Linked DNA regions of Homo sapiens: region 2 is linked to region 1. The links are chromatin loops, found by intact Hi-C in ENCODE. Cell type or tissue: heart right ventricle. All regions are shown on one strand. Each heading gives the region's core, and the rest is flanking DNA. Links, peaks and the distances in the headings are about the cores only. Region 1 has its middle 210 kb from the start of ZNF365. Region 2 has its middle 85 kb from the start of ZNF365.

Region 1 (15,389 bases), core at 1-8,000:
TTGAATATCACCACGTGTTAATTGATACCCCTGCTTTTAAAAAGAGAAAAACGAAATTTCTCTGATTTGCATACACGTTTGTCAAATGAAGTCAATGCACTGCTGCTGCTGATAATGATGATGGTGTATTAAACTCACAGGATTTTTGTGAGCTTTTGTAAATGAGAAAACATCCGTGAGTGCTTTGAAATGCATGAAGTGCTTGCTTTACAACTGCTGAATACTATTATTAAATTTTCGTTTTGGTTTTGTATTCCATTACCTTGCTGAACTCTTTTATTATTTACAAAAGTTTGTCCATTGATTCAACTTTTTAATGTAAATTATCAAATAGGCTATAAATAATGACAGTTAATCTCTTTCTTTCAAATCTTATCATTGCTTTTACAACTTCTTTTTTTACTTTCTTGTGTTGGTTAAGACTGCTAAGTCAATGTTGAAGAGCAGCTGTGGTAGGAGGCATTCTTTTCTTATTGCTAAGCTAAATAAGAATGTCTATAAAATTTCAGAATTAAATATGATTTTTGATGGATTTGGTAGCTGTTTCTTATAAATAAGGCAAGTTTCTTTTCATTCCTGTTTCTCAAGAGTTATTTCTTATTTTGTTTCTTATATAAATGGATATAAATTTTTATTGAATATTTTCCCTATACCTATTGAAATGATCATATCATTTTATGATTTGATAAAAATATTTATTTTCAAGCAAACCTTAGAGCCGACCTTTTATATTCTTGCATTCTCTTCTTTAATCAATCTGTAAGCTCGTAAAGGGCATGTTGTTTTTGTCACTGTACCTCTATCACATAGCACAGGTCTGATTTAAACAATATATTTATCCCCAGAAATTAACTCTAATCTTTGGAGGGAAGAAAGTACTTAAAATACATGATTGAGGACTAGTGGCTCAGAAGAATACTTCTCCCATAAGATTTTTAAATGCCTAATTTCGGGATTAACCTCAGCCCATTTCGTCATCTATATATCTATCAAAGTTTTGGTTTCATTCTTTGTGCCTCAAAATGGCATGGACATAGATCTTTTACAGAGTTATTACGAGTACAAATAGTTTTTCAGGCTTCCCTAGGCCCTGCTGCTATTTTATATTTTAATCTTTCTTTACTTATCAAGAGTGGGTTGTAGGTTGGGCCTAGGAGCTTTAAGATTTTTTCTTTAAAGACTAGGATGTGAGCAGAGGAGAGAAAGAGCCTAGTAACACCTAGAGACTTGTAGAAAGTTTCCATTTGTAACACAGGAGTGTCAGCCAGGAGAGTGGCAGGTAGTAGGGTGGGTGGCCAACTTCAGGCTTGCTTTAGCTGAGTCCCTTGAGAGTTCTCTTCTCAGGGAAGACTCAAGAGAAGGTACAGTGTAATGGGTAAAAGAATGGACTTTGGATACAAGTAGCCGAAAATTCAAATCTTGGCTCTGACAATTACTAACTGGGCAATGATGGATAAATCACTTAACCTCTCTATTTTTGGTTTTCTCATCTCTAAAATAAGGATAGAAGTAGGTAGTTTTGAGTGCCTGACACACAATGGACTCTCAAAAAATGTTCACTGTAATTTCAATAGCAGTTGCCTAGGCATAATCTGATGTAATAAAATAGGTTTCTCCATGAGAGGGCACTTAGATTTTTTTGTTTGTTTGTTTGGTTTGGTTTGGTTTTAGACATCTATGATGAGGAAAAAATATGTAATTAAAAAAATACATTTATAAAGATAGAGAACAAAGAGAATCATGACTCATGTTTTACAATTTACATAGCTTATTTATTGTTTCATGTTCTGCACTACTTCAGACAGTTATATAATCCCCCCACCCCTGTTAGGATGCCAGGATATGACATCAGGAAGATAGAGAAGAAGAGTTTTGGGGGGAGGCAGGGAGAAGACATATGCTTCTCTGATGTGAATGTCCCATCACTTACATTGGATAAAGCAATCCCAAATGCTGACTGATACCGTGGAACAGTTTTTTCCAGTATGGTCATTCTAGTTCTAAAATGCTGTGAGACCTTTAGATAATGTTAGGAGCCTTTCGCAGTCTGGCTTGCTGTCAAGTACTGGATTTGAGCCCTTGGTTAATCCCCAGTTATACTGGCTTCGAAATCTCTCCAATTCTTGAAGTCATAGCCTGAACTTCCCCACTTCTCTGGGAATAAGTTTTCTCAGACACTCATTTTCCTATGTCATTCCCTTCCCAAAGGCTACAGCTGTTTCATCTCCAGGAAGATAAGACTATTCATTAGGTTCTGTCCCTCTGATTGTGACCCACCTCTCTGAACTTCATTGCCTTATCTCCTAGTGGGCTTTTCTCTCTTCCAGCCAATGCCACTTATGCACTATTTTCGTCTGTGTAGCATCGACCCCCTATCTCCTGGCTTCCATGAGGGTGATTTCTCCAGCTTGCTGTATTCGCTCTTCCTCTCTTTCTGGAGTCATGAGTTGGAGAAAATCTTGGTTTCCTAACATCTTTGGAAGGGATTTGCTATTAGGTTCATTTGTGTTTGCGTTTGTTAGTTTAGAAGAATAACTTCAATATGCTGGGATTGGAATAAGATTCAAAGAGAAAGTTCAAGTGAAAGAAGAAAGGTAATTGCTAAATTGCATTTAAAAAAAGGAAGTCTTGTTAACTGAGCTTCTGTCCAGCTCCAAGATAGATTGGTCATGATGAAGTCAATGCCTAATGGCTACTGATGGTGCACTGGCTAGTTCCCGAGTCAGGTGATGATTCAGAAAATTAACCCCTGTGTCTTGGGGAAGTCTGTGTCCAGACTAAATGTTTAATACCACTTGAAAAGAGTTTCAAGACTTAAGCTTTAAAAAAACAAACTTTGCTGTCAGTGCGAATTATCAATGACAAATACTTTGCTTTACAACCACTTGCTTTGGTTCCTAATTTGAAGGATGCCAGTCTTAGGATGGTCTATTTGTTTTCTTTGCTGGGAGACAAACATATTTTCGAAAACAAATTCCAGTCTGAATAGGAAGGGACTATTTATTTGGCAAAGCAGTGTGTGTTCCCACATGGGAAATTATATATAGAGAGAGAAGCACCAGACTGTGCAGGGAAAAAAAGTTTTAGATTCTCTAAGGCTGTGACCTGGGTGAAAGAACAGGGTTTTCCCCACATACTTGGTTTGAAGGCCATGGAAAGTTTGCATTCCATGGGTTCTGAGCACTGGGCAGGCCCCAGAGTGCTTTCATAGCCCTCTGTGGTCTGTGGTCTGTGGTCTATCATGATTCTACCTCACCAGTCCACTATCTCTCATTCCCCAAATGCACAGTCTCCATTCCAATCAACTGTTTATCCTACTAATGTAACAAACTTTTTCCTTGTCTGTGCAATTTCTCACGTCCATCGGGTCTGTTTCTAAGCTCTCAGACCCTGCCCCCTTCAAGCCCAATCTGGTTGCCCCTCCCCAGAAAAACCATCTCTGGCTTCATCACTGGTTCCATGAGTTTCCTTTTCTTTGAGCTGCTCCTCCTTCCCTTCTCTTTGAATCCACCTGAAACTTGAAGACAATCTTCCCTTGTAATCTACAGTATTTTCCCCAGTGCTTCCTCTTTTTCCTGATGAGGATGACTCAAAGAATAATGAATGTTACAATTCTTGACTCAAGAACTGTATTAGTACAGAGAAGTAGTAATAATAATTTGAAGGCTACTTACAATCCCTAACTTTCCAAAGCATGGTTGATTTGAAGTCAGCTTCTTTGTTGGGGACCCCAGGCCGCATTAGGCCTTGCTAATATCTGTGGTCATCCCAGCACATGGAATAAGTTAGTTCAGCTCATATGGGTAAATTTTTCATTCCCAGGGAGTAATTTTGTTAGTGCCAACTTTAAAAAATAATACTACATTGTCTTTGGAGAAGACTTTTTTCCCAAGTAATACAAGTCCCTTTTTTGCCAGCTCATTCAGTCTCATAAAAGCTTTCTGAGGTAAGACTCACTCCCTCTTTTTTTAAGTCAAGAAAAAGTTTGCACAAAGAGAAAGCTGGAGAGAGAAGACCTTTTAGGTCTACATGTAGCAAGGATAACCAGGGAAGTCTCACTTTCACAACAAGGCCACCATGCACAGTTGGGTGGATTGCACACCGTATAACATCAGAGTTCATGGGAATGGTGCTTCCTGAGCAGTGCACAACCTCTTTAGACAGATGTAGTGGCCCCATGGCCCCATCTAGACAGCCTAGTCTGAAGTGAAGTGGAAACCAGTGCTGGGTACTAAGCAAGAGACTAAAGGGTGCTGCCTTTTACTCCTCTTCTTGGACATCCAATCTAGATGGCTCTCACTCTCTTTGTATTCTTATTTAGGTCACAGGAAGGGGAGAGTTTATCAGGCCTATCTCATCACTGTCTTCTTAATGAGGCTGTCATTTCTACAGAAGCACCAAGCCAAAATTGTTTAAAGGGTTGAGCTTTCAGACACATATGGTTACTCTGCAGCAGCATGTGTCAGAAACAGAGAGGCCACATTCCTAAAAGAGTGGGGCCAAGATATATGCATTATGGACTTAACTCCTGACACATTTGGCACAAGTTGAAAAATAAAAGAAAAAAAAACCACCCACTGTCTCAAGAGGCCTTGGGCAGGAACATACAAGGCAAAACGTTTTAGTTGTAGACAAGAAAATGCTGGAGAGTCAGCAGGGGATGAGCTGGTCAGGAAATATCCACTTCCTGTGGACACTCCCAAGTTCTCCCGCGCTGGCCAACCCCCGTTGCAGATGATCCAGCCAACAAAACACTCCACCAAAGTAGCACTGTTGGCTCAGCCAACTCGAGTCAGCTGCGCCGATGACCCCACATGCCCAAGTGGAACCTTCTGGGTTCCTTCCTGAGGGATGTTCAAATAAACCAACAAGAAAGATTTGGATAGGAAATGTGGAGTTCTGGAGGCTAGGGTGGGCAGATGTGTAAGGCTGAGGCTAAAGATGAATTTCCTGACCCTCTCAGGCACACAAACAAGGAATTCAAGTTGACTTTACTCTGAAGAAATGGCTTAAAAGAAATGTTTTTTAACTAACGGTGGGTATTTTTCAATATATGGTTGAAGAATACGGTGACTCATCTCCATTCAGATGAAAACCTACCCCTGAAGTTTGCTGCATTAAATGGGAATTAGTATGCTAAGTCCATAAACCACAACCACCATTTTCAGTGTAAATCAGACTTGTCTCTTAAATTAAAAAAAAAAAGCAATTGCAGCAAGGAGTCATGATGAGATGCCTTGCCTTCAGTGGAAAGGGAAGTATGTTTTCTCTGGCCAGCCTACACAAAATCAGATACTTAATATGATTACTGAGAAGATGGAAAGATTTTCAGGAAAGACTCCTATTGCTCAGCTCCTACCAGCCTGCAAAGGAGTAAGTAGGAAGTCAAAAGGACCAGCCCACTAAAAGAAGGCTGAAAACAGGATCTCTGATTCCACTGAGCAGTTCTGTGAAAGCAGAACATACGAATGGATGGGTTAGGCTGGCAAGAAGTTCCATCAACCAACTAAGCAACCTACTTATTTTTAAGCACCTACTACAGGAGCGTGCTCAAAGGTAGGGTTGCTGCTCTCAAGAAGGGGTTGCATTTTGAGCCTTTGGCAAACCAAGAAAACAAGAAATGCTACAAGCATTTCCAACAGAAATTAGTTACAGAGGTGATAGAAGAGCTGAGATGCCAAGGAAGGACAATCCAATGACCCGGAGATGAGCACCAGCAGGAGGCCCTCCATAGCTCCTAGGTTGAAAGCAGCATTTCCAGAGGCACTGAGGCTGGGGTGAGGAGGCAGAGGTGGAACCAAGGTGGGTCTGATCTGTGGAATCTGGAGCTATGGAGGAGACCCAGCTGTTGCTGGAGAATGAGTTTGAGGCAGAGAATGAGAGGGAGAAACACCCAAACTTACCCTCACTCCCCACTGCCAATGCCTCACCAGTGCCTGTTGTTGACTGCACCAGGCAGAAGCCATCTCACACAGGAACCTGGGGAAGGCAGCCTGCAGGGGTCAGCCCCACAGCAAGGCAGAGCAGAGGAAGGGCAAGGAATAGATATGAGGGCGAGTAGGCCCAGGCCTGGCATGGTGAATGCATTTGGATCATTTTTTACCTTCACAACAATGACCTCACCTCGCCCTGGGCCAGACCATGACAAATCAATTGCAAGCCACAAATGCTGGCTGGGATGGACTCTAGGGTGAACCTCTGCCTCATCTTCTCGCCAGTTATTTAACTCAATTTGGGCTTAGCTCAAGACCCTAAGGAGGTCCCTTAATTCTCTCAGGAGTGAAGGAACTATTTGTAGCCTGATATACATACTGTCTTTTCACAGAAGTCTTGGAACTGACTGTCCTCACTCTTGTTCCCCATGGAGAATTCCAGGATCTAACTGGCCCCATGGCTACATAAGCAAAATCCTGCCTGGCTTTGATTTCATCTATGGCCGGCTCTGCCAAAACCAGCTCCACAAAGACGATGGATGCTCCAGGATGCCTAAATTGATGCTTTCAGGGCCCTAGTGACTAGCCAATGGCATCCCTCTAGCCTGAATATTTCTGAGTTAATGTCCCAAGCCCATGTTGCTAAATTCAACCTTATCAATATTACCAGTGCAGAGGCTCTAGTGTTCCGTACAAGCTGGATAGCCTCAGAATTACTTAACCTCTTCAAATCCCCGTCTCCTCATCTGCACAATTGCAGCAAATACAGGTCTGTTGTGTGGATTAAATGAGACTATGTCTGTTAACATACTTATTCTGGTGCCTGGCACACAAGCAGTGCTCAATAAATGACACAGTTAACTCTTTATCAGTGAGGTTTCCTCTAGTGGCAAGTGACAGAAGCCAGTTCAACTTAACTTAAGCAAAAAAGGCCCAGCATCTGGGCCAGGAGCTCATCCATGGTCTTCACTATGGGTTCTCTCTAATCACTTGGCTCTGTAGTCTTGGCTCTGTAGTCTCTGATTGGTTTCATTTTCAGGCAGACCATCCCCATGAGATGGCAAGATGAATGGTGAGACATCTTCCCAGCTGAGCAACCACAGGAGAAAGAGATCCCAAGAGTTTTCTGAAGATCCTGGAATGGGGCTTCATTGCCTGTTTGCATCACACTTCCAGCCCTGAATTAGTCACTGTGGCCAGGGGATGGAATGCTCTAGTTGGTCAGGACTGGGTTTGGGGTCCATGTAGGTTAAGAGTAAGGGAATGTCAAGTCTCCAAATGGGGTAATAGCCCCTGTAGTGGAAATAGCTTGTATTTGCTTTCCTATTNGTCCCTAGAAGACAAATACAAGCTATTTCCACTACGGGGGCTATTGTTACTATTATTCGGTTGGTGCAAACATAATTGCAGGTTTTGCCATTAAAGTAAGGGCGCCAACCTAATGTTATTATTACAAATTATTCTTTGTTATGTACAACTAATATCACCACCATCCCTGCTACTCTATACTGTACAACTAGGACAAAACTACACTGGAGGAATATTCTAGTGAACAACTAGGCTAACAGGGAGGTAAAAGGGAAAGCCGTAATAGGAGAAAAAAGATCCCAGATAGAAGGAAATAAAAGAGTTCTTAGTAATAGAAGAGAGATAAAGGAAAGCAAAGCCTAAAGTGATAAGTTCTAGGAGACGAATTAAGCATCTTTCAAAACCAAAACCTATCTAACTGGAAATATGTAATACATTTTACAGTTGCTAAATTGAAAACACCTCACTGTGATTATTTAAATAAAGCTTAAATGGCCACATGAAGCATGCATGTTGTATGATGTTCTCCTGCAGCACTGACACAGGTATCTGTGAAGCCAATAAAATTCCCTTCACAGGAAAGCCAGGTCTGCAAATGTCTTATTGCAGACACAGTCAGCAATGCATTCCCCACAAAAGGAGTCTTATGATTTTGGAACATTCTAATTTTTCCTTCTCATTGTCTTAAGTAAAATAAGTATGTGAATTTCTGGAGGAAAGTTCAGATGCTATAGCCGATAGTGAAACATTGTTTGGCTATTTGGCAATGCTATAGTATCCTTAAACAATTGGTTTGCTCTAAGATTAGTGATATTTAGAAGCATATAAATACATAATAGAATACTACTGTAAAACCAACAACTCTGAACTTGAACTTGAACCTATCTTCCTTTTACATACAATATACTCTGTCAACAGAATAATCTAGATTAAGCTGCATTACACAGAACATTGGGAAAACATTGCACATTGCCCTTCTATGAAAACTAAAATTGTGTTCTCAGAAATTTTTCTGCTAAAAATCAATAAAATTTTATAACTAATATGCTATAGGATTTACTTAAGGTGAAGCCTCTGCATGCAAAACCATGGGATAACTGGTTGAAGCTGGTTATTTGAGCCATCTGGGCATTTCACCTGAAGAGCATACAGGCCAAGTTGGCTGAAGCCCACCTGAGTGAAGGAGCTCAGCTGACTGGGAGAAGCAAATCATTCAGCTTCAATATAAGCAGAATATAAGTTCCCTGTTTTGTTTTTTGTAAGAGAGAGTATGCAGTCATTATATAGTTTTACACAACAAGTTTTGAAAGAGAAAGAATGCATGTCTAAGTTGAGCAAGTCTTGAGGAGATTGGATAGTGTATTTTCTCAGTTGTGGAGCAGTGTTCTTGGGACACCAGTCGAGGACTATTATGGAGTCTGATGGGCTCACCAAACAGAGAAGGAATAATATGACCTTACATTTCTAGACTTTATTATACTTCTCAAACCACCCCCCACTCACCTACAGGTAGGGCTGACTCCGAATTTAGTGGCCATCCTGCTCCTGCATATTCTTTTCCATAACACATACAGAATGAAAACAATCTTCACCCATGTTGAGAAAAACAGTCATTTGGTTTATGAAGGATATTTTTTTCTTTCATATTTTGAAGGGTGGTGTAGACCAGATTTAAAAACATGGCTCGAGGAAGCAAGAAATCATTCCCCCAAGTGTTTATTAAGTGCATCACAAATTCATTCAGCATGACTGCTTACACAGAGAAATAAAGGCAAAATGGTAACAAGCTGCGAGCCTCCAAAGTACCTTCAACTTTAGGATCTCCCTGGGAAAGGGTCACAAGTGTAATCATCTTCAGCTGTCCCTGCCTCGCTTCCGCCGTCAATGGAAATATCCAGGCAGGATGAATACACTTTCTGACTAGACTCTCGACTGACCTAGACAGCTTTTGGAAATTCAGGATATACTTTTCCTAAAGCTTCTTAATTTTTCCCATCCCTCCCTAATTGAAAACATCATTTATCCCATTACAGCATGTGGAAAGAGAGGGGAGGGAAAAGCAGACAGAATCTGAATTTAGGATAAAAATTACTTCGTGAGGTTATTATTCTCATTCATAACAGATGACAATTTTCATGTCATTTAGGTGATTCCAGAACAGAATCATCCAAAAAGATATTAAGTACTATTTTTTCATACTATTTATCTCAAAGGATGTAAAATGAGACATGTATACCTACATTTAGTAGCTACTCATCCATATCTTGCATATTTCCTGGGAATGTTTTGAAATGTTGTCAAGTTCAGTTAGCTGTTATTTCACTGGCCACACGTGAAAGAATTTGTCTCCTTCACTTATACTGTGGTGGGTTCCAAAGACTTAGACTTCCTCCAGTGTCTGAGAACTGTCTGAAGATCCTACTTCTAAAGAAATTTGTGGATGAGTAGTTTCTGATGTAACTCTATTCCTCATTTGTAAGGTGACAGCTACTTCTTCAATAGCACAGCTCCTCCATGGGCTTGCAAATGGGCTCAGCCAGCTCAGATTTGAAACACTCTTTAAAATTCTAAGACGATGTGTCATTTCAAGGGTAAAAAAGCAACATTGCTATAAATATGAGTGGATGCTGGAGTCCCAAAGACTTTCAATACCCTGCAGCTTCCTAGCTGCTGACATCAGCAACATGGTTCTTATTATAGAGCTGGATTTCAGACTGTGGAACTTCCCAAGTATCATTTCCACTCTATGTAAAGAACATGGATTCAGTCCGGTTTCCATGGAGTTAATGGATAAGATTTGGAATGGATCCCTCTCTCGGCCATTTCTGCGAATTAACAAGATGACTCTGGTCCACTAACCCATTTCCAGGGACTAAGATAATGTGAAAGAATTTGATTCTGTCACCCATTGGAACTGAAATTGTTGTTTAGCAATGAATACAATTAGCTCCAAATATACTGGATGAATTAGGACCTTCTAAGGCAGTAGCAAAAGAAGAGCTCAAATATCAACAACAACCAAAAACTCAACAATCTGCTCTCGGTCTGAACTTTCAAGCGAATGAATTGTTACTTGCATGGGCTAACAAAATCCCCTTAAAAATTACCTCTGTTCAGTACATATTAACCCATGTGAGTCAAGTTCTTGGCTAGGCTCCTTATAAGCACCATCTCCCATAACCTTCACAATAGTCCAGTGAGGTAGGTATTCCTATTGCTTCCGTTTTACAGTTGATGAGACTGAGGCACAGAGAGATTAGGTAACTTGCCCAAGGGCACACAAAAAGTAAGTGGCACAGTTGAGACATGAAAACAATCCTGACTGACTTTAAATCCCCGGAACCATTCTGCAATCCTGCCTTGACGATAGGTCAAAGTCTCTGCTTCCGTGGTATTAAAATTGAAAAAAAGCAGCAGTTGCTGAGAAAGTTTCACTCAGTGCGACATCTGTAGCTATCTTTTCCCTCTCCCTAGGCTCCTACTTATTAGCTTTCTAATGACACTGACATTTTCTATTTGGCAAATATGCTTTTGTATTGTATGGGTTTTGGGGTTTTTTTGTTTTTTGGGTTCTTCTTGATTCAGTCTCACTCTATGGCCCATCTCTGCTTACTGCAACCTCCGCCTTCCAGGTTCAAGTGATTCTCCTGCCTCAGCCTCCTGTGTAGCTGGGATTACAGGTGCCTGCCATCGCGCACGGCTAACTTTTGTATTTTTAGTAGAGACGGGGTTTCACCATGTTGGCCAGGCTGGTCTCGAAGTCTTGACCTCAAGTGATCCACCGGCCTCATCCTCCCAAACTGCTGGGATTACAGACATGAGCCCACCATGCCCAGCCGGTTTTTTTGTTTTTTTTTTAGAGTCAGAGTCTCGTGGCTCTGTCATCCACCACGCTGGTGTGCAATGGTGCCATCACTGCAGCCTTGAACTCCCAGACTCAAGCAATTCTTCCACCTCAGCCTCCCAAGTAGCTGGGACTACAGGTGTGCACCACTGCATGTGGCCAATTTCTTAATTTTTTTTTTTTAGAAATGGGGTCTTGCTATGTTGTCCAGGCTGGTCTGAAACTCCTGACCTCCTCCCAAAGTGCTGAGATTACAGTGCTGAGCCACTGCACCTGGCTTATTTTATGTTTAAAGCTTGCTTTTGCAGAATGCATATTTCATATCAGCAGTGAAGCATTGAGGAGTCACAGAGGTCTCTCCATGCCTCTACCATGGCAAGGTTGAAAGGAGGCCTTGTGCTTTGGTTTGCTCATCCAAGAACTTGACACATACCACTAGTCCTGCTGGGGGCCTCTCGTCCTATAGGAGACCTTGGTTTGCCAAATGCAAGACCTCAAAGCTCAAAGCCTTCCACAAACATATTTTTAAATCTTTATTCATTTCTGCATATGAGGAAATTAAGGAAATAGAATCTAATTTTGTGAAATTTACATCTTTTAGGCCGATGACAATTATTGTTCTTAAAAAAATGTATATAATAAGCACTATTTCTGTAAATGAGAATGGACACCACTTATGTGTGTGTGATATATATCAGCACGGATATGCCTAAGCCTGGAAGGTTAAAGAAGAAATTAAAAGCAGTAATTACTTCTAGTGGTGTTGGTGATAAAAAGTGGGAACTGAACACCTGGGGTAGGTGGGAAGGAAACTTCTCTTTGAACACCTTTTCTTACCTCTTGATGTTTGAAACATTAGAACTTATTGACTACTCAAAAATGAGTTAATTTGTAGAAAAAAAAATGCCTTTAATGTTTACCTTGAAGGGCAACCAGAGGCCACAGTATCACCATGAGATTAGTCAGGGAGTTAGGTTTGTCTAGAGACAAACATGTCACAGGCAGAAAGTGGCAACTAAAAGCCTAAAAGGGGATGGCTGCCTTACAGGAGGCACAGCCTGTGTCACACCAGCAGAGGTGTAGGAAGCTGACATAACAAGAAAGAGCAAAATTTACCCAATTGTGTCACATATTATCATGCTGTCAAACCTGGAGGACATTATATTAGGTGAAATAAGCCAGGCACAGAAAGGCAGATACCACACGATACCACTTTCTTGTGGAATCTAAAGAAGTCGAACTCGTAAAAGCAGAGAGCAAATAGAGGTGACCAGCAACTGGTAAGGAAGGGGAGACTGGGGAGATGGTCAAAGGATCAACATTTCAGTGAGACAGAAGGAACAGGTTCAAGAGATCTAACATTCAACATGGCAAGTATAGTTTACAACAATGTATTGTGTTCTTGAAAATTGCTGAGAGTACATTTTAAGAGTTCTCACAACCACAGAAAAATGATAAATATGTGAGGTAATGCATATGTTAATTAGCCTAATTTAGCCATTTCACAAACTACACATATTTCAAAACACATGTTGGACATGATAAATATATGTAATTTTTATTTGTCAATTAAAAACAATTAATTTTAAAAACAGGTTCTCAAAATAAAAACAAAATACGGGATTGCTGCAGGACTTCTCAGAGGCTTTAATATGCCATTTTGCATTGAGACCTCCCAAGAGGAGGTGGGCAATGTTTCCTAAAGTTATTTGACAATGGAACCCTCCCTTTCAAGGAGTATCTCACAGGATTAGTGTTCCATGGAATGCATTTTGGAAAATGCTAGATTGTCAAGGACCCATCCAAATAAGAGATTCTGTCTAAGCTATCTGTGGAACTTGGAGTTTTAAAGAGAAGTATTACATTATAACCACCACATTCACCAGTGTAAGGTGTCTTAGATGAAGATCTTTTGGATAAGAAGTATACATTCAATTCAACAAATATTGAGTGGCTATCTGTGCAGGTGCAATTCTGGGGACTCTGGAGCCTGCAGAAAGGAATAACGAAGGTGACTAAGTGAGGCAAAATGTAGTTCCTTAGCTCGTTCTGCAGCAGAAGGCGGCATCTGAGCCATCACAAATGGTCAGTTCTAATTCAACAGATGAGATGTCCTTCTTTATTTCAATTTTCAAAGTGTTTATTCTGAGCCATATAGCTCCTTACATATCGTAAGTGCCCAATATCCACTTCTGAACTGAATGATACATTTTCCCTGGCATTTAGCAAAAGAGGAGCTCTAATACTCTTCAAAGCAGAGCAATGTTAGTGACTTACATGGACATGATAGTTATCCATGGCATGGGCTGTATGGCGCATTTTCATCTACGTAAATGGACAACTCAACTCTAATTTTATGGCTGAACACCTGAGGGACCAAGTGATTACTCATACCGTGCTCCATGACTAGTAACAGGGTCTGTCCCCAGTCACATCATAGATGTCATTTGTGTCTATGGTGAAGTTGACACTCAGGGTCCACTTTATCAGCCATGAGTAGCTGGGAGCTGTCAAACACATGATCTAGAAGTGAACCTTTTAAGTTGGTCTATGCACTGAAAATAATTAACAGAGACCATTTTGAGGTTTAATAAAACATTTTTACATATGTCATTGCCTCTCACAGTTTTTACCATAATCTTGTGAGTGAAAGGGGTTCTTACATCTTCATTTTAGAGAAAACAAAAATGGAAACTCAGAGACCCTTATTCACCTGCGTCTGGTCATACAGCCAGCATGTGATAATTCTGGGAGCCAAATCAAATCCACCCACTCTGGTGCCAAAGCCCACATCCATGTCAGTAAACAACAGTTGCATGGACAGAATCATTGGTCCATGAGTGGTTTATTCTAAAAGCTCACTAGTCAGTATGAGATAGTACTAGGAATTAAAAAGGACCTCCTTCCTAGCTTTATCATGCCCACCTTGGTTCTCATCCTGGGAGATGTATCTACCCTCGCATCAGAAACACCTTATCATAAGGTCATGGACCTCTGAATTAGGATTGATCTCTGCATTGGGTGTGGTAAGAGCCAGGATTTCCCAAGGCAGTGGTTCTGAAACATTGATGGGTATAATAGTCACCTGAGAAAATGTCAAAACTGCAGATTGCCTGCCTTGTCACCAGAGATTCAGGCTACTAGGTCTAGGGTGGAGTCTGGTACCTGCATTTTTCACAAGTCTCTTAGGTCAGCAGTCCCCAACCTTTTTGACATCAGGGACTGGTTTTGCGGAAGACACTTTTCCCATGGACGGGGGTTGGAGTGGAGATGGTTTCAAGATGAAACTGTTACATCTCACCTCAGATCATCAGGCATTAGTTAGATTCTCATAAGGAGGGTACAACTCAGATCCCTCCCACGAGCAGTTCACAATAGGGTTCCAGCTCCTATGGAAATCTAATGCCGCCGCTGATATGACAGGAGGCAGAGCTCAGGTGGTAATGCTAGCTCACCCACCACTCACCTCCTGCTGTGCGGCCCGGTTCCTAACAGGCCACAGACCAGTGCCGGTCCATGGCCCAGGGGTTGGGGATCCCTGTCTTAGGTGATTCCATTCCACAGTTTAAGAAGCATACACTTCAATTTTAGGAGCCTGATCATATCAGAGTAATTCTAGTGTTAGAAATAATTATTCATCCTCCCTGTCAATAACTCTTTGGGTTTGTTTAATTGCACGATAATAGAAAATCAGTGACCTAACCCAATCAATGAGTGATTTAACCCAATCAACAATCAATTCAGTAAACATCTCTTGTTTACTTCACACAAGGTAGTATGTGCAGCTCTTTGTATTTAAAGATGAACAAAATATGATCTCTGCCCTCCACAAACTTACCTTATTAGGAGAGATGGACATGTGAATAAATACACATAATCAATGATTTTAAAAGCAGAATCACTGGGGTACTCCTGAAACACGGCAAAGAAAGGACTCATTCTGCCTGAACACCTCAGACTGCTCCCAAAGGAAGCTGCTTTTAAGCTAAGCCTGGTACACATTTTTAAAAAGCCATGTTAGCAGGAGAACAAAGATAAGGAAATAGAGAAGCATAGGGGTGTCCTAGGAATCTTGAGAGGATCATGTATGAGTAGAATACAGTAGGAGTAGAAAATAAAAATAGTTTTCATTTTCAGGGTCTTTTTAAATTTCCTTTAATCCTGTCAACTACCTGTTATATTGAAGAATCGTCCCTATTTAAAAGATGAACATACTAAGTCAAAGGTTTGTTCGAGAAAAAAAGCCTGCAGGACCTACAAACAATATCAATTTTTGGTGGTGGTGGGGATAATGGGATCATAGG
Region 2 (15,389 bases), core at 7,390-15,389, 130 kb after region 1:
CCCCAGATACTCAGGGGGCTGAGACAAGAGAATCACTTGAGCCTGGAAGGTCAAAGTTATAGTGAGCCGTGATCATACCACTATACTCCAGCCTGGGCAACAGAGTGAGACCCTGTCCCAAAAAATAAAAACAGTCTCAGCCAGGTCAGACTCTTATAAGGTTAGCATTTCAAGTAACCTGTTGAATGCTCTGGTTAGGCAAAAGTTTTAGCAAATGTTGGTGATTAAGAAAAAAAAAAAACTATAGTATATACTGAGTGCAATACAAAGGCTAGAGCTATAGACAAAGAAGCAGAAGCTAGAGACCTTGCACCAAATGCACCATTGTCACAGAATGCTTAGGGTGTCATTTCACCAGCCAGAAACCTCTATGGCCAGCAGTGCCTCTGCTTGGGTTTTGCTTACTCCTGCTGGGCTTGTCTCACCCACACAGCCCAGCAGGCTGTGCTCGGCCCGTGCTACTGGCCCAGATCCCATACTTGCTAAGGACAAGCCAGGCACAGAGTGGCAGGGGGTGTGTGAATGCATGAGCAGGGGCAGGGTCTCGCTGCTGTGCACAGCCAGGCACACCAGCTGCTGCAGCAGAGTGGGCAGCTCCAGGTGCCAGCACAGGCACTGGCTTCATGTGAGGCTGCATGCCCCAAGTGACTGCCACTGCAGGCACCAGGGTCTGGACAGACAAGGGGAATGCAGTGGCACCTGAAAGCTTGGAGATGCCAGGAACTACAGAACCCCAAAGAGGGTGTTACAGTGTGTCACAGCTCAGGTTCGGGAAGCCCCAAGGTCTGGGCTTCCAGAAGGGCTTCAACTCTTCTCTCCTTCTTGTCGCCCGCAGTGCAGTGAGTAGGGGTGTGCACAGAGTGGTGGATATGTTTCAGCCTATTTGTGTTACAGCTGTGTTAGTCCCACTGCCCCACTCAGGTCCACAGCTCTTGGACTGGCCTGTCCCCACTGCTGCTTCTCATCCCATGGGGTGGCTTCTGGGTGCAAGTGAAGCATGGGAGGGCTGTAGTGTTACAACAGCTCTGGCTCAGGGAACCCTGGGGTCTGGGCCCCAAGAAGGGTTGCGATGCTTCACTTCCACAGTCTGGGAGTGTGTCACTGCCTGCAGCTCAGTAAGCCAGCCAGGAACGTGTTACAGCTCCTTTCACTCCCATCATTCAGTGGGTCCCAAGTTCTTGTCCCACATCCAGGAAGAATGAGGTTATGTGGATAACTGGAGGGTGAGCCAGGCAGAGAGGAGCTTTACTGAGCTGCAGAACAGCTCTCAGGAGACCCAAAGTGGGTAGCCTCTATCCACAGGCAGGTTGTCCCAGTGAGTGTCTGAGTCTAGCTGAGTCTGGGGTTTTTATGGGCTCAAAAAGTGCATGCTGATTGGTCCATGGGAAGCCATGGGTGGGCCTGAAAAAACACCATGAGTTCTCACTCTGGGTCATGGACTCCACCTGGAACTGGCAGCCCAGCCTCCAGAGCATTCCTGGCTTGAAGGTGGGTTTTCACTAGGGACACACCCCTTCCCACCTAGGAACCTGTCTGCCCCCCACCACCATCAACGTGCCATCCACAGCGCCCAGGCTGTCCACATCAAAGGGCACCTGCAGGCCTGCACCAAGCCACCCTCAGTACCCTGGCCTCCCTCTCACACTTGTCAGTGCCCAAAGCCTGGAGGAAGCCAAGGCAGTTGGAGAGGCGACTGGTGTGTCAGCGCTGCTCCAAGCATGTGCAACCTGACCAGGTTGCGACAGCACCCAGGCTTAGCTACAACTTTGCTCTGCACTGAAGTGGGCTCCGGGAGCAGGACAAGGCCAGGGAACAGGAGCAGGCACTTCCAAGCCTGCAGGGGTAGGGGGCTTCCTGGGATCCTGAGAGCAAAGGGATGCTTGGATCTGGAGCTGTAGCTGGGTGGCTGGGCAGCTGCATCTGCACCCGGGAGCACAGGCTCCCATCCCACCAACTTGATAGGGTGCAGGGCTCCTGTTGGCACCACCTGCTTCCGGCCCCTGCTGGTGCTGCAGAGTGCACAGCTCTGGCTGCGCCTCCCTTGCTATAGCTGGCATCCTTGTAGTGGCCACTCCAGATGGGCCACCGCCACCATCACCATCACCATCACATAGATTATGTGACTCTGACAATTAACAATTTCTCTTATGACTTCGAGTATTGTGTCCCTAACATGAGGATCCATAAAGTGATAATCCTCCTATACCCCCAGCTCTAAAATTATTATTCTTTGCCAGGAAATAAAAAATCTGGAGTTTGTGGAAGAAAATGGGGAAAGGAATATATCTGTCAAACACCAGTGAAAGAAAGGAGGAATAAAGCTAAAATGGATTGATGTGACTGCTTCTATGTGCAGATTCTGTTAGAGGCATTGCCTCACAATCCTTACACCAACCTCAACAGACAGAGCAACCATCCATTCATTCAACAACTATTTACTGAACATCTGCTATGAGTAAGGCTGTGTACAAGGCGCTTGGGATACCACAGTAAGCAAAAGAAACACTCCTTGCCCCTCTGGATCTTAAATTCCAACAATGGAGACAAATTACAGAGAAAATGATTTAGTTACAATCCTCTTACGTGTTGTGAAGAAATAGGATGGGGTGTTTTGAGAGGAAGACCATGCAGTGGGGGCTAACATATATGGGAGATCATAGCAGGAAAGTTTTTGGAGAAAAATCATATTTACAATGAGCTAGTAAGCATGAATAAGAATTAGCAAGGCAGGAAGAATGAATTGCATAGGAACTTGACACAGAAAAGAATATGGTGAGTCCCAAAGTCATTATAATGCTCACCCTACAGGTGAGGCTTACACATGTATTTATCTCTTAAGTTATTTACTTATCCAGGCTCTCATTGCTCAAGACTGGGTTGTGAGGCTCAATATTAGGCCTATTGGAGTTGAAAGACTTTTGTTTTTTTATTGATAATGTCCACCTGGCTCCATTTTGATGACTACACCTACATCCCGCTGGTGTCAGTGTTTTAAAGTGATCCCAAAATGCACAGTTTGAGTCTCTCATCCGTTGGAGGGGTGACCTGTTAGTTGGTAGTAGATCATTGGATGCAACCTTGAAAAAGCTACCCAGAGTTGAGCAAGTCCTTCTACTAGAAATCCCACAGCAGGAAGGGCTAGAGAAGAGCTAGAAAAGGGGCTTTCTCTTCTTTATTCCTAGAAAGATGGATTGAGCAAGTGTTCCTGCATTTTGCAAAGCCCAAAGGGATACTGGGCATTATGTTTACACTGTGGAAAATATCACCATTATGATTTATTTACCATCTTTAAAGTTTCTAGTTACTGTGTAACAACACTTCTAACCAACTCTAAAGGCACTGCATTGATTATAGTTATTACTAAGCTGAAAGTTAAGAAATTGCTCACAAGAAATCTGCATCCTGTCATGTACCAAAGCCGCACATATTTGTCCCGGCTCTTTTTCTGAGTGCAGATAAACATGTCCCATGTGAGGGAGCTTTTCAACATTTCAATGGCTTAGTGGGATGCTCTTTTGAGCCCAGAGGGCAATTACTAAAACTTAAGGTAAGTGGGGAGGGGAACAGAAAACGTGATTGCCAGCCCAAATAAGTGAGGTCCAGGGGACGGCTTAAGTTGTGCATTAAGTATAATCTTTTGGCTTTGACAAGAAGGTGAGGTGACCAGTAATTAGCCATTCAAGTTGAACCCTAAGCACCATGACTTGGATGGGAAGTAGGCGGCTGCCTGCCCCACAGTTTCTAGCTGTTGAGAGCTTTGCACGCAGGAGCTCATCTTGAGCCTAATAAAGTGATTTTTAAGAGTGAAGCTGTTTGTTGGTTTGTTTTTCAATGTGTGCACTTTGATGTTTGTTTTTTAACCCTCAAAAGTATTGGCAAGGATAGATCAGGGCACTAGCTAAATGATCCACAACAAGGCCTTGGAAAAACTGAGAAACTGAACTACTGGTATAGTTCAACCTTTACGGCTTCCCACTGCTGACATGAGCTCACCTTTCAGAAATGTATTTTCATGGGACATATCCATCCCAAGCTGGCAGAGATAGATCCCTTGTAGCTGTCAGCAAATCTTTCCCATTAGCAAGGCATTCAATATTTGAAATAGGTGTAAATCTCAGTCTATAAATTCATGTGTTCAAGAAACATAAAATTTTTAGATTTCCTTACATCAAATTAAATTTGGATTCTGAGTAACCAGCCCACCAAGCTGGCAGGAAATTTAATCCAGCCATGCTTGGGCTGCTCTCACACCCCCACACACCAGGATTCTGCAAAAGTCTGGGTCTTACAGAGTACAGGGTCTTATGCAATGTTGAGGGAAGACTACTCTAGTATTTTGTCATCTGTCTACACTGGTTAGTGCTGAAGTAGCAATTGTCGCAGTCTACATGGCCCACTTAGATCTCATCTCTGCTATTTCAGGCCACATGTGGGATGCCAGGGATCTCTAGGAGGTGAGAAAACCCACCCTTAGGGTCTAGCCTCCCTTGGAGTACACACAGCCTCCTCCCTTCTGAGGGGTACACTTATGGAGCGGTTCCTGGCTCCCACAGCTCACAGGAGCAACAGGGCAGTCTCTTCTTCTCCAGCCTAAAGAAGCTTTCTCTAGGCTTTCTCCTTTATTGCCTTAAGCAAGGAAGAACAAGTCTGAGTACCTATTTGATATGAAGAGAAAGTGTAAAACATAAGGAGAGCAAACACAGTTGAGTTCACCACAGTCAGCCTCCTCTGTGTGTGTGTGTGTGGGAGGGGAGGTAGTGGCTGAAACATCTAATTGGTTATCAGGTGAGAATCTCATGTAACTCCCCCTGTATACATGGTTGGGTGGTGGAGGTCCAGCCCTATACAAAGTACTCCGATGCATGCCAGAGTTTGAGAATCACTGAGTTAAACCAAAGGAAGGAACAACAACCAAAAAAGACTATTTGCAAATGTCTAAAATCACTAGTAGTAAAAAAAAAGGATGGGGAGAGAATTCCAAAGTATTCCTGTTTGCCCGCAGAATTTACAACATTCTGATTTAATATAAAGCCTCTATATTTTTAATATAAGTTGATAGGTTTGCTTATTGTCGAAGGGATTAAAGGAGAGAATGCAGATATTTTAGGCAGGGATTAAATTCTAATTTAATTTTTTTGTAAGATTTTTTTCCCTTTTGTGTTCTTTAGCTTCACTATGTATGAATTTATTATTTTCTCTTTAATCCTATTTGCTACTTGTGGAGCACATTGAAGTCCGCGATTGTCATTCTTCAATTCTGGAAAATTCTACAGCAAGCTGTGAATTTAATCAGGACTGATGTGACTTTACTAAGTTGTCCTTATTGAGCAGCTACATCCAAGGCCTTGTATTTATTGGAATGGGAGGGGGATGGGATGGATACACTGTGTGCCAAAGGGGAAAAGCTCCGTGCGGAACACGGTCAGGAAAGCCCAGGCAGGGCGTCCACCCAAGCCCCCATCTGAAGAGCAGGGATGGAGTTTCCCCATCTGTGTCATAACTATGCTCAGAGGCCTTTCCCTGTTCAGACAAGATTTTACTCAGGAGCTCAACCTGTGAAACAGCTGCTCTGGTTGAAGCTCTCCTCCTCCCCCTCCGACTGGGGGCAGTCCTGGAAAAATCACAGGAGACTCAGCCAGCTTTACCAGCTCCTCCAGCGCTAGGCTCTTGGCCCACGTGTGATAGAACGCCCTGCGAAAGCTGATTAAACTGCCCTTTAAAGAATCCCATCTCCCACAGTGGAGATGTGTACTTGTCTTTAAGGCCTGCTCGCTCATATTTCTGGGAGGATCAGCCCTAGAAGATTCTGTTAGTTATGGAAATATGATTGTGCGTTTGAGAGGAAGCTTGGGTCTCTCTCTGGGGTGGAGGAGTTGAGTCTGAATGTAGAGGCACAGGGAAGTCTTTGTAGGACGGAGAAGATCTGCAGACAACAGCATGAATTGTTTGAATTTTTAACATGAAATTGAAGATCTTTCTGTGGGGGCGTGACCCTCCTTCTCTCACAGGTTCCAACACTCCCGATTGCTTCACACCTGGACAGATTCACATATATATGGGGCTTGTCTGGCTCCTATGGGCATCTGAGTTTGTGGACCCCTGGCCTATATGTAAAGCCAATGCTGCCCCAGAATTTAGCCAAACCAATGAAGTGAAGAATCCTCCCCATACATTTCCACATTGTCGTTTCAACTCTTGTCTTCTGATATGTACTCCTGTCTCCCAACACCACATCAGAATTAACCTCTATTGTTCCCATTAGCCTGATTTGTATCTCTCTTAGGGCTTAGAGCAATCTGTCTCATATTACCATTTTCTATACAGTAGTCCCCACTTATCTGAGGTTTTGCTTTTCTAGGTTTCAGTTACCCATGGTCAACCATGGCCCAAAAATAGATGAATACAGTACAATAAGGTATTTTAAGAGAGAGAGAGAGACCACGCTGACATAACTTTTATTACACTATATTGTTGTAATTGTTCTATTTTATTATTAGCCATTGTTGTTCATCTCTTCCTGTGCCTAATTTATAAACTAAACTTTATCACAGGTATGTATTTATAAGAAAAAACATGTAAGAGTTCAGTACTATCCACAGCTTCAGGCATCCACTGCGGGTCTTGAATGCATCCCTGGCACATAAAAGAGGGACTGAAGAATTACTCATTAATATATATCTCTGCAGGGACTTGGACAAGTACTCAATAATTATTTTTTGACTTATTGTCAGTTCGGATCAGGTCTGACTGCCACAATGTACAGAAGAACTGTAACCATCGTTACAGCCTCCATGCCATCACCACTTACCTCCCAGTGATATGGCCCCTCTCAAGAGCTGTTTGGAGGTAGAGAAGAGAATAAGACCAGTGGCAAGTCACTCAAATCTGGTACTATTCAGTTAAAAGGAACATCATATATAGGGGGAAAAGCTACAGAATATAATGGACCCTCATTTTAAAGGAAGAAACAGACTTTCCTCCTTGCTAATGATGACTTGGGAGAAGGAGAATGTGAAAATGTGTGTTTTCATACAGAAACCAATGGCCTGCTGCGCCCCTTCCAGTCTCTCTCATATGGACCCAGATGGGCTGCTGGTTATTGTAACCAGGCCCAACCCACCCACCCAGGTGGTGGCTTTACCTCCAATTCCAGGTCATTTTGGCACACCAGGCGAGCTTCGCCAGCACCTTTCCAGCTCTGAAAGGAAAAGAAGGGTACTGCCATCATGAATGGAGCTAGTGTGTAGACTGAATAAGTCACAGCAAGACTACAAGCAGTGCCATGTTCCATTCATTTAAGTAAAGAGAGCTGACATATTTTCCCAGGCTAGAAACAGAAATTGCATTAATGTGCTAATTGCAATCAGGACTATATCACTTTGCCTTTTTATTGCATTCAGAGTTTTGTTACCCTATATTAAAAATCATACACCACTCTTCATTTCCCTAAATATTTTAATTGGTATATTTTAGTCTGGATGTGTGTACATTCTCTGTTCCCTCCCATCTGGGTGTAATTTTCCATCGTCTCCCCCTGATGATCTGCATTTTCTCCTTCAAGTCCCTCCTGTAAACCCACTTCTGTGGATCTTGCTTTCACATTATGCCATTAAAAGATCCAGCTGGAAGGAAGTGCCTCTGAATGGAGTCCAAGAGAAGAAACAAAGAAGATGGAAACCAGATGCCATTGAAGTCATCCCCATGTGAGTCATGGTTTTCTCCTGGAAAGTGTCTATCTCAATGCTGTGCATCTTTTCAATTTGAAGCCCACTAGGCAGAAGCTCTCCCTCCATCTATGTGTGTTTTAGCCATCCTCAGTAGAACCATATATTTTGAATACTATTGGCATACAGTAAATGTATACATAGTACTAACAGTAACAAATAAATATTTACTAGTTAGGTTTTAGATCCAACATAAGATAGTCATTTCTTTCATGGGTCATTTACCCACTCTTATTCCAGGCCCATTCTTCACCAGCTACTCTCAGGATTTGAAGTGAATGCTCTAGTTTGATAAGGGTGTAGGGTTTAGGATTGTTCAGTATTAAAAACAAATAACAACAAAAAACCAAAATATAGATAAAGCCAATGCTGACCTCCAGAGGTTAGAATCAACATATCTTTTCTTGTTTTTAAGTACAACTTAAACAGATTTCTGTGTAACAGATCGTATCATCTCTGAAGTTTGTTCATTCAGGTAGGAAAAAAGACCAAAAACTCAGCTAATATTATTAAAAAATAATAATAAAGTGAGAGGAAGATCCCTGTTTTCCCCAAGTGGTTTTAAGAAACAGCTTTCAAAACTCTTCTAGAAGGGTATTCAATTAAGCCAGTAGCAAAAATGTAACTGGCAAAATCTAATGTTGTTTTAAAAAAAACACATGTGCATGCACCCACATACACACACATTTATATACCCACACAATATTATATATATATGTGTGTGTGTGTGTGTGTGTGTGTGTGTGTTCAAGATGGTGGACTGGATGCTTGCATTTATCTACACTCCTTTTCAAAATTCTGCTGAAGAGTCAGTTAAGGAAATAAATTCATAACCATGCTGAAGACAAAAAAGGAAACCATCAGCAGACATTTTGATACTTTTCTGGAAGAAGGAAAGACAGTGAATAGTATGGATAGATGAAACAGAGCAGAGAAAGCAGCACCCCAGATATACTCAGGAGGAGGCTGCAGAAAGGGTGGAATGTTCTTTCCAAAGAAGCCTTGGGGAATCTTCACGTTGGACATGAACAGATTCAGAACTCAGGAATGGAAAGAGGAGCAAAAACCAAGTGATTAACAGAAGGTTGACCAGAGAATGGTTGCACCGTTTGACTTTTGTCATCTCTCTCCTCTTTTCCCATGCATACAGATGGAGCAGCAAGAGGGGATTCAGAAACCTTCGTCCCCTCCCCAAGATCTGATCTATTAAGAAAATAAGATGTCTCCCTGGGAGAGCTAAGGCTTGTTGTATGGTATTTGGCATTCCACAGTGAAGCCCTCTGTTTTTGGTGTTTTGAGGTGAAAAGAAAGTCATTTGCATGATTCTCTGTACTTGCATCCTAAAGGGAAGCTTGTGGTTGACACATCCCACCCATGTACACAGCCAGCCACCAACCTCAGATATGCTTACTGAGGAGACACACCTACTCAGTGGCAGGGAGCTGCACCTGACACCTAGCCACCGTTGTTAATTACCTAGCCCTTCATTCATAAATATAAACAAATAGCATGAATGATTGAGTTGACAGAGTGGAAATGGGGCATGAAAGAGAACTGTTATACATGTGGTGTCAAAGGATACTATCTAACACCAAAGACTCAAGAAATAAAACTGTAAGTCTATTGTTTAAAGTTATAATTGTCACTGTGGTTTGCCATCTCACATCCATTTCCCCTATATGTAGCTAGCAGAACCCTAACCTTCATTTGAAGTAAGCCTTCCTTCTCCACTCTTAGCTCACATGCTTTGGCAAATGTGAATGTAATTCTACACCCATGATGGAATATGGGACCTAGGTCTAGGCCAAAGTGTACAACCTATGCCCTTGGCCACATCACTTGTTTTGAAATGAGCAAGCCAACCCCATCTGCTTAAGTGGTATAGAAAATTATTGTGCAGAAATATTCTCTGCCTCCTTCTCACTTTCATGGGAGGAGAGTACGTCTCCATTCGGTTGATTTGGGGTACAGTCATGTGACTTTCTTTGGCTAATGAGATGTTAGCAGACATGACACAGCATAGGGTACACATGTTTGTGCAGCTGGTCTTGCACTCTTGTGCCTCTGTCATCACCATGAGAATATGCTTGGGATGGGTCACCGGTCTCAGGAAAGAAGATAAGAGACATATGGAACAGGGCTGAGCTACACTAGCCCAGAAGCGTAAGAAAGATCAGCAGAGCTGTCCATACAAGCCCAGCCTAAATTAGCTGACCCCCAGCTGAGCTCAGAAGTGTGAGCAGCTCCTACTAAGATCAGCAGAACCCCCAACAAGCCCAATCTAGATCATCTGACCTCAGCCAACCCACACATACACATGTTAAGTAAATGCTTATTGTTGTAATCACTGAGTTTGTGTGTGTGTGTGTGCATGTGTGCGCACGTGTGTGTGTTTTAACTGAGCATCATTGTGGTCACAGCTAAATAGCATTACAAGAAAGACAGATGCTTACTTTCCTGCTAGTCTAGAATCTAAGAGGATATGAAACCAGAGCTACAGCTGTGGTCACCACATAGAACTTGAAGATGAAGTGTGCAGACTGAGGACAGCTGAGCTGAAATCGAGTCCCGCTCACATTGAGCTCTCAATTTAGCCTGGTCTAATGCCAGTTCTGCCTCTGATCTTGTTTATATGAGCCAGTAAATTCCTTTTGTATTGCTGAAATCAGATGGATTTGGCTTTTTCTATCCAACTTGCAATCAGAAGAATCTTAACTAATACCAAAGTATACAGGTAACCAATGATAGAAATAAATTCATAAAAATGAGAAGAGAGGGGTGGGGGAGTGGCGTACACAAAATAATTTCTCATCTTACACGGCATGGACAACATAATGTTCAATTCAGTAAATCAAGAAATATAAATATAGGCATGTTTTATGGAGATGATCATGGGAAAGGACTGAAATAAGAAATAAAGTTGGTTTTACTGGGACAGAGAATATGACCAAGGGATGAGGTGTTCATTTTTTTTTTTATCTTATGGAGATCTGTGGTGTCCCATGGGTGGCCACTAGCAGCAGTTGGTCATTTAAATTTAAATTAATTAAAATTTAAAATGCAGCCTCTTGTTCACAGTAGCAGCATTTGTAGTGCTCAACAGCTAGCTACATGTGGCTAGTGGCTACTGTACTAGATTGAACAGATATTGAATCTGTCCATCACCATCACCGCAGCAAGTTTAGTTGGACAACGCTGTAGTGGAGTGTCAGGAGTCACTGTGTAAAGTCAATGAATCAAACAACAGAAGTTTAAATACATCATTCAAAATTGCCCCATCACGATTTCATGGTACAGGCCCTGGAGGAAAAACAGCTTAGTTTCCTTTCAAATCCCAGCTCTGATACTTACAAGTTACTGAACCTTGGGTAAGTCACATTGATCTTTCTGTACTTCAATTCACTTATCAGTAAAATGGCAGAATACATGCAGACCTTTCTCACAAGGTTGCTGTGAGAATTAAATAACCAAATATATGTAAGTTCTTATATTTTGTGCCCAGCATGTGGTAAACATTCAATATTTACTTTTTATTTTCTATCCTTCTCTAAGTTAATTTTATTTTACCATATGCACATAGTTTAAATAAACTATGTATATATGAGATTTATAAATCAGTATTTAAATATAAATATAATATTTAATTTTTATCTCTCATATACAGTATATGTACATATACATATATCTCAGCTCCAGTTCATGGGATTATAGATGCTTTCATTTTCTTCTTTGTACATTTCTATAGTTTCCAAATTTCTGTATTGAACATGTATTATCTTTATCACCAGAAAAAAAAGTTTTTACTTTTAAAGATACCAACATATTTTGAGATGAACAGTGTTCTACATCTGGATCATTTGCTTTTGCTGATTTAGTCCACAGGGGCCCATTACATAATCTGTTGTTAGCCAACTGGGGCTTCATGACCTCTTTCCTGGGCTATTACAAAATCCTCCTGGCTGGTCCCCTTCCCTGTCCAGCTCTCTCCCAGCCTCCCTGTGCTGTCTCCACAGTGCTGCCAGAGTGATCCTTCCACAGCACAACATTTATAACACTCCCCTGCTTAAAACCTGTCAGCGTTTTTCTGTCCTTTACAAGTTAACTGCCCAGTCCAAGGCATGCCCCACCAAAGCCTTCTTATTCTAACCTTGCCTGCCTTTCCAGTCTTTTAACCCCCCACCAAATGTATCCAAGTCTCCACCCACAAACCACAAGGAGGAACATTCTTCTACCCCTTCTCCATTTCCAGTTGGAAGTCCCATTTATCCCACAAGATGTGCCTAACTTTGCACTAATCTCCAAAAGCAGAGCTCAGAGCTCCCACTCCAATCAGCACCACTGTCTCAGAGCCTGTTCTACTGAACAGCAATTATTTGTTTACATTCCAGACTCACCCTCAAGTATGCGCTCCTTGAGGGTGTGGCATCTTTGCCTTCCTGTGTCCAGCCCAGAAATTGACACCAAATAGTGCTTAATAAATGGTTGTTGCACGGATTCAGGAAGAAATTGTTTTAATTAAGATAGTAAATGTTCACTGCAGAAAATTAGAAAGTCTAGATAAATCAGAAGCAAAGAAAAAAAAACATGAAGCACATGTAATACCACCTCTCAGTAACATCAACACCTTGGTATATGTCCACAAGCTAGATTAGAGGTTCTCAAGCTTTCTTGGTTCATGGCACTCTCAGTGTTTCCGTAAATTTGTCTAGCATTTTAGACCAAAATAAATTATGTTTATTATGTAGTTTAGTCCAAACACCTTAATGGTAGTATGTAGTTCCCAGTGTCCAAAGGTGTCACTGTGTTTCCCTAGAAATTTTAGAATATATTGGGATGGGTGTTGCTGTGAATTCACCATAGTGCCCCAGGATTCCTTGGCACACAGTTTGGGAATTACTGGTCTAGACCTTCTAAAAGGATCTTTTAAAATACAATACATTGTCATATTGTACAGACTTTTGTTAACCAATGATTTGTATTTAATAAGAAGTAATACATGACTTTCCTGCTTGGTAACTGCTTATCTACCAATAGCTAATATTTGATAAGTACCTGGTAAGTTCCCTATGAGGAAGGTGTAATGCTACATCATTATCTTCATGAAGAAGCTGAGACACTGAGTTGTACATGAACAGCAAGGTATACGTTTAAAAAGGAAAAAATGAAAAAAGAAACTGAGGCACTGGCAATTTAAGAAACTTTACCAATATCTAACAGGTAGTAAGTTCACAATCAGGCTGCAAACCCAAGAAATCAAGTTTTAGAATCCGTACTCTTTTAACCTTCACAGCATCATTTAAATGGGGTGTGAGGCTACAATGGTGTTCTATGGTAAAGATGTATTACAACTTACTTAAATCATATCCCAAATATTAGACATTTAAATTGTTTCCAAGTTTTCACTATTTTCAACAATCTTGAAATGAACATCTTTATGGCTACATACTTTCATATTTATTTCCTTGGAGAAAAAAATCTATAGAAGTAGAATTTCTTTGTCAAAGAGTACAGTTTCTCAAAGAACTAAAAATAGAACTACCATTTGATCCAGCAATCCCACTGCTGGGTATCTACCCAAAGGAAAAGAAATCAACATATTAAAAAAAGTACCTACACCCACATATTTATTGAAGCACTATTCACAATAGCAAAGATACGGAATTAATCTAAGTGTCCATCCATCAACAGATGATTGGATAAGGAAAATGTGGTACATATATACAATGGAATACTATGCAGCAATTAAAAAGAATGACATCACTCTTTTGCAGCTTGAATGGAACTGGAGGCCATTATTTTAAGTGAAACAACTCAGAAACAGAAAGACAAATACAGCCTGTTCTGTCTTATAAGTGGGAACTAAATAATGTGTCCACGTGGACATTGAGTGGGGAATGATAGGCACTGGCGACTCATAAGGGTGAGAGAGTGAAAGGGATGTGGATGGTAAGAAATTACTTAATGGGCACAATGTGCGTTATTTGGTGATGGATACCCTAAAAGCCCTGACTTTACCACTACAAAATCTATGGATGTAATAAAATTAAATTTGTACCTCATCAATTTATTTAAAAAATTTTTTAAAGATGTACAAACTCCAAGTTTTTTAGTACTTGTATTCCAGCTATTCTACCAAATAGGCTGGATAAATTTCTATTTCATTATTTGTTTTTTCTAATTCAGTGTTTCACAAACACTGAATATTTTTATTATTTAAAAAAATGTTACCAATAAATCTCCCTAAGCCAGGAAGATACACTTACATTTTACAAACCTTTCCACAGCAAAGAATATATTTATGGAACAATGAAGGTGGCAGTAGGAAGGATTCAAGGGACCTTGGGCCTGCCCAGTCCTTCTGTGACCATAGGAGAATAATTTAATATCTTCATTTCTACTTGTCTACTAACATGACCAGTGCTTTTCAAACTTTTCACAGAAATAGCCCAAAGATACAAGAGAATAAAAACTTATTCCTAGAGTTAGGACCCTGGGGTGTATTGATCTAAAGAGATCCATTGCAGGCATGCAGTTTTTCCTCCTCTCAGATTCAGGCCAAAACTGCCTTCTTCTCCATAAGATGTTGGGGTTTTTAATATAGTAACATGAGTTTTGTTTTTTCATTTTTATCAGATAGAATTGTTGCTCCAGGGAGATAGATGTGCAATAACTTAATATGTAGCTTCAAGGACCCCAAGAGACTGCTGTGTACTCCACTTTGAGAAACAAGAAATTCTCTTCAAGATTCTTTCAACCTTGGTCAGTGTAAGATTCTAGAGAACACGATCTGTTCTCCAGTTAACCATAAAATGTGCGGTCATTATTCTGGGGGTGGTTAATTTTCCTAGAGGGGTCAGCATTTTTCTTTCCCATCAATTTCCTTGATTCCTGATACAGAAATGGCCTTTCCTCTCTGTTCTGACCATGCCTGGCCATCACTGGAGAGGCTGACAATTTAGATCCACATCCTAGAGTCACTAATAATAATAGTATTTCCATCTTCACCCTGAAATCCACACCCAGCTTTCTTAATTAACTTCCTTCTACTCTAAATTTGTTTCATGGCACAGGTAATGTGATGCAGCAATGAAGAAACACTGTTCTTGGCATAGAAAGATCTAAGTTAAACTCCTAGATAGACCTTCGGGAATCACAACTTCCCCGAAATTCAGTTTCTGCACTGGTAATATAGGAATAGTAATGGTTCTTATCCTGTCTCTCTGACAAGTATGTGGTGAAGATCCTACAAACAAACCTTGGGGGCTTTGGGTAAGTATTATTTTTATTATTTAATATCCATCCTGAATTCAGAAGCAGGAAAAAATTCCTTGTCACATTACCCATGACAATCCTCCAGTTTGGAATGTTGGTGGTTGGGAAGCATGCTCCAGCTCTGAGGAGGCTGTGGCGTCAGCTGGATGCTGCTGTGGAGCTGCCTCTACAGGTCTGCACCAGACACAGGGGAAGCCCTTTTGGAAACAATGATGGGCATTATTGAGCTGGGTGGGGCCAGAGAGGGAATGTCGGTAACCACTAGTGAACTGTAGCCAAGCCCCTGCATGGCAAGGAAAGCTCTTTCTCCTGGGATTTGACTTTCTGATGAAGAAGTCACAACTAAGGTAAAATATTTTAAACTTTCAAGTCATCTAAGTCTCAAAGCTCTCC

Evidence for each region. Hi-C counts contacts between places; a loop is a spot of excess contacts. Peaks named below come from ENCODE experiments on the same cell type or tissue, not always from the same donor. Only the 100,000 strongest peaks of a DNase experiment are listed, where the experiment ranks them.
Region 2: a loop joins it to region 1, with 2.8 times the contacts of the local background. A loop is called at or near these places in 6 of 110 quality-filtered maps.

What each region holds. Positions count from the first base shown.
Region 1 is chr10:62,572,270-62,587,658 of GRCh38, reverse strand. No RefSeq gene overlaps it. Among named protein-coding and RNA genes, the nearest start is that of ZNF365, 210 kb to the right of the region's middle. In heart right ventricle, for the core only: no CTCF peak of the experiment used is centred there; DNase peaks (open chromatin) are centred at 2,058 and 4,728; H3K27ac peaks cover 5,855 bases.
Region 2 is chr10:62,451,550-62,466,938 of GRCh38, reverse strand. It overlaps a transcript of ZNF365 not described here. Among named protein-coding and RNA genes, the nearest start is that of ZNF365, 85 kb to the right of the region's middle. RefSeq lists enhancers at 1,634-2,135, 9,413-9,462. In heart right ventricle, for the core only: no CTCF peak of the experiment used is centred there; DNase peaks (open chromatin) are centred at 10,059, 10,274, 11,718 and 12,051; H3K27ac peaks cover 3,958 bases; H3K27me3 peaks cover 268 bases.